2 separate regions of the Homo sapiens genome follow, and region 1 is linked to region 2. Evidence: read pairs that join two places in POLR2A ChIA-PET (ENCODE). Cell type or tissue: A673. All regions are shown on one strand.

Region 1 (2,500 bases), 53 kb before region 2:
GCCTCTAGGAGGTAACTGCATCTTCCAGGGTTAGGCACAGCTGACGTGTACTTTACCACTTTCCACTGCCCCCCAACATACACCCTCTGCTGCAGCCATGTGGTTGATACCTTAGCAGGGTTCACTAAACAACTTGGGTAAAGTTCTTAATCTCTCCAAGCTCCAGTTTACTAATCTGTAAAACAGTCATGCTAATAATACTTTACTTCTCAGGGTTGTTGTGAATATCAAATGGGTAAATGCTGGGATACAACAATAATAATTCCAGGCCAGGTGAGGTGGTTCCTGCCTGTAATCCCAGCACTTTGGGAGGCCAGTGCAGGAGGCTCACTTGAGCACAGGAGTTCAAGACAAGCCTGGGCAACATAATGAGACCCTGTCTCTACAAAAAAAAAAAAAAAAAATTTTTTTTTAATTAGCTAAGCATTTTGTCACATGTTTGTTGTCCTAGCCACTCAGGAGGCCAAGGAGGAAGAATTGCTTGAACCCAGGAATTCGAGGCTTCAGTGAACTATGATCATCCTACTGCACTCAGCCTGGGTGACACAGCAAGACCATCTCTTAAAAAAAAAATTAGAATAGTCACCATTAACACTAGACACATTTCCTACTTTCTTTCATTTAATCCTCCCAGTAAGTCTACACAGAGATAGTTTATCCCAATTTTGTAGCTCAAGAAACAAGTTTAGAGAGGTGAAGGGAGTTTGTCAGATAACTGAACTGAGATTCAAACCTAACTCTCAAACACGCAAACTGCCTTTGCTGTGACCATTGCACACACGTTACTCATGCCCTGCCAGCTTCACCTGTGAAAATATTGCCTGCCTTTTAAGACCCTTACCGGAATTAAGCTCTCCTCCTGCGTGTTCATTCATACCTTTTGCTTGGCCTCGTGGATTGCAGGAATTTAATCTAGCTTTGCCTGATACAGGGTCAATTTACCCAGGACACACCCTTTTCAGGGGGTGAAGGATGAAGGCAAATTATCAGAGGTCTGGGAACAATCAAATGAGTCCCCACCCAGTGAAGTCACCCACATCCAGAGCCTCTTCCCTGAAAACCCCCACCACTCCTTTTCCTTAGCCAGATCCCCAGGGGCTCACTTGGGTGTTTATTAAATTGAATGAAATGAATGGAGCCAAGAGATCTGGCTTCCAACCCCTGTCCTGCAAATACGGTGTCTGATTTGAACAAGTCATTTTGCCTCACTGAGTCCTACGCTCTGGAAAATGCAGTAGGGGGATGTGTGGATTGGGTGCTTGGTGAAGTCCTACCAATCTTTAACATTCTATGTCTCGAAAGCTGTAGCAAAACATCAGCATGAGACTTGTGGCCAGATTAAGTTTCTTGGAACAGGGTACTTCCTGAGATTATTTTAGTATATGTTCATACATTGTAGCAAGAAGGGGGAAAATGGACATTGAAATCAAAATTTACCATAGTTATGTTTGTCTTCCAGGGAATGTCATATTCGTCAGTAAAGACAAGATTTTTTTTTTTCTAAAAAACACCACAGTCAGCTTTTTTGTATGTGGAAAGTGAGCCTGAGAATCCTCACTCTTCTTTCGGTGTAATTAAATTTTTTTATGATTCCATTTTATCTCCTTTGTTAGCTTATCAGCTAGAATGCATTGTTTTGTTTTGTTTTGTTTTGTTTTGTTTTTTAATGCCCTGGACTAGAAGTCTTTATTTTATTTTCTTTTTTTGTATCATTGAAAGTTTCAATTTGTTATAAAATCATAAAAATAATCCAGATCCATTAAACATCAGAATAATATGTCAACATGTAACATACATTAAGTATAAGTATAGGTTAATTAACTTTAGGCTGATTGGTACATACATCCAAAGCTTTGAGTTGTCTTCCTCAGAGTCATATGATTAAACACAGTGGCTCTAGAAGCCACTGAAGTCAAGACAAGGAGACCTAAATGGGCTGTGATCTGAAGCCCCACACCACTGCATTTCTTATTTCTATGTGTTTGCTTTTTTAAAGAACAACAACAAAAATTCCAAAGAGCATAATGCACTAACATTCAATAATGTCAATTTTACAGATGAAAAAATTGAAATTTAGAAAAGGCAAAGACTCACCTCCTTGCCTAGGTCATGACCAGCTAGTGGTACCTACATGTGTAGCCATGTATGTTTGCTTTCCCCTTTAACCTTTTTGCCTAGCCCAAATGAATTACCCTAGATTCACATTCATTTTATTATTGACAAGTAGTCACGTTCTGTAAGAGATCCTGATGGTTGTCCTCTATAACTTTTCCTTGAAATATAGTCATGTACTGCGTAATGTTTCTGTTACTGACAGACCACATATGTGATGATACTCCTAAAATATTATAAAACCTACCATATTTTAATTGTACCTTTTCTATGTGTAGATGTGCTTAGATAAATAAATTCTTACATTGTGGTAAAATTACCTGCAGTATTCAGTACAGTAACATGCTGTACAGGTTTGCACCCTAGGAACAATAGGCTATTCCATCTA
Region 2 (2,500 bases):
AAAGACCAGTGGGGAGGCTGAAAGATGGCCGGGCCTGTGCTCAGCGAGGGGCAGTAAGGATGGGAGTAGACTTGGCACCTGCTGTTGGACAGGTGATCTGTGAGAAATGTGGTTCCCGGGGATGGTCACAGAGGGAGACCAGCTTCCTGGAGGAGGAAATACCTCGTGAAAGTGCCCAGCAGACCGGACGCGGTGGCTCATACCTGTAATCCTAGCATTTTGGGAGGCCGAGGCAGGTGGATCACCTGAGGTCAGGAGTTCGAGACCAGCCTGGCCAACATGGCAAAACCCTGTCTCTACTAAAAATACAAAAAATTAGCTGGGCGTGGTGGTGGTGCACACTTATAATCCCAACTACTCGGGGGCCTGAGGCAGGAGAATTGCTTGAACCCAGGCGGCGGAGGTTGCAGTGAGCTGAGATCACGCCGCTTCACTCCAGCCTGGGCTAAAGAGCGAGACTCTGTATCAAAAAAAAAAAAAAAAAGAAAGAAAGTGCCCAGCAGATGGACGTTCCCTTTGTCTGGCCTAATGGGGTTCTCAAAGGCCAAGATGTATCGACAGAGGCAGAGGATATATTTCTGGGTATGAATCAGCTCTGAGAACAATGGGGGGTGGGGGCAGCTCATCAGAAACCCAACTCTCCAGGATGAAAAATGAAGGCATTCCTTACTGACCTGCTATCCCATACTTCCCAGCCTCTTCTAGCCACACCACAGTCCGGTGGCTCATTTATGTCCTGGCCATGTCTGTGCCAGGCTCCAGCTGGAACAGGGACCAGTGATGAATTAGACATGGGCCTGGCCTTCAGGAGCTCACAGCAAACTCAGTGAGAGAGATGTGTAAGGTATGGATGCCTCTTTAATTTTTTTAGCAACAGGTGCCAAAGTATCCTGAGAAGAAATTAGGATAATCTATGAAAAACTACCCTATAGCCTCTTGGAACTTGGGTAGAGAAAGGGTGGGATTGTGTTGCATGAGACAAGGGAGGTTTACACACACATATACACACACACACACGCACGCACACATACACATGCATGCACACACATTCACACACACATGCATGCACACACGCAACACATGCATGCACACACACACGCATGCACACACATGCATGCATGCACACACACACACACACACACATATATGCATGCACACATGTGTTCCTAACAAGGAGAAGGGGGAAGACTAAAATACCCTGGGCTGGGAAGCTGGCTGAAACAAGGGAATTTTGGAGAGGAGAGACCTCAGGTGGGAAATCTTAGGTGTAAATTGTGGGAACTGTGCAGTGTACCCCTTCCCCCACACTCCTCACATCCTTAGTACACTGCCCAAATCCCCAAATGCCTGATGGGATTGCATATTTCATGGAAATCAGGAGCTGAAACAGAATCTTGCCCAGCCAGATGAGAAGCAGCAGCACCATCTGGACTGTGTTTAATCAGCAGGAGGCCATGAGACAAATGCCAGGAAGGAGGCTCTCAAGCTTCCAGACATAAAGGAATGGAGCAGAGTCAAGGGCAGTATTTCAGGCTGCAGCAGAAGCAGGAAGCGAAGACATGTGGCTGTGATAGCAGGTGTGTGCTGTTGGATGATGCTGGCGCTACTGCAGTTTGACATTGCTGAAGAGGAAGGTGGAAGAAGGACCAGACCCTGAAGAGCCTTGAACGCTCCCGTCTTCTCTACTAAGAAACTGAGACTTGCCGGACACGGTGGCTCACACCTGTAATCCCAGCACTTTGGGAGGCTGAAGTGGGCAGATCATTTGAGGTCAGGAGTTTGAGACCAGCCTGACCCACACGATGAAACCCTATCTCTACTAAAAATACAAAAAAAATTAGCCAGGCATGGTGTCATGCACCTATAGTCCCAGCTACTCAGAAGGCTGAGGGAGGAGACTCCCTTGAACCTGGGAGGTGGAGGTTGCAGTGAGTTGAGATCGTGCCACTGCAGTCCAGCCTGGGTGACAGAGTGAGACTCCATTAAGGAAGGAAGGAGGGAAGGAGGGAGGGAGGCAGGGAGGGAGGGAGGGAGGGAGGGAAGGAATGAAGGAAGGAATGAATGAAGGAAGGAAGGAAGGAAGGAAGGAGAGAGAGAGAGAGAGACTTTATTCTAAAATCAACAGAGAACCACCAAAGGGTTTTAAGCAGGGAGTAACATCATCAGATCTGTGTTTCAGAAACATCATCCTGGCCAGGTGCAGTGGCTCACACCTGTAATCCCAGCACTTTGGGAGGCCGAGGCAGGTGGATCATGAGGTCAAGAGATCGAAACCATCTTGGCCCACATGGTGAAACTCCGTCTCTATTAAAAATATAAAAATTAGCTGGGTGTGGTTGTGGGCACCTGTAGCCCCAGCTAATCGGGAGGCTTAGGCAGGAGAATCGCTTGAACCCAGGAGGCAGAGGTTGCAGTGAGCCGAGATCGCACCACTGCACTCCAGCCTGGCGACAGAGCGAGAATCTGTCTCAAAAAAAAAAAAAAAAAAAGAAAAGAAAAG

The links. ChIA-PET counts read pairs that join two places held together with the same protein. Peaks named below come from ENCODE experiments on the same cell type or tissue, not always from the same donor. Only the 100,000 strongest peaks of a DNase experiment are listed, where the experiment ranks them.
Region 1: POLR2A ChIA-PET joins it to region 2 with 6 read pairs; 4 of 35 experiments call an interaction of 5 or more read pairs at or near these places.

Annotation. Positions count from the first base shown.
Region 1 is chr11:74,523,665-74,526,164 of GRCh38, forward strand. No RefSeq gene overlaps it. Among named protein-coding and RNA genes, the nearest start is that of LIPT2, 31 kb to the left of the region's middle. In A673, no CTCF peak of the experiment used is centred here; no DNase peak of the experiment used is centred here.
Region 2 is chr11:74,576,743-74,579,242 of GRCh38, forward strand. It overlaps LOC105369386 (a long non-coding RNA gene), which reads left to right. Exons shown (of 3, transcript XR_950302.3): 2 at 696-844; 3 at 1,379-1,638. Among named protein-coding and RNA genes, the nearest start is that of POLD3, 15 kb to the right of the region's middle. In A673, no CTCF peak of the experiment used is centred here; a DNase peak (open chromatin) is centred at 1,459.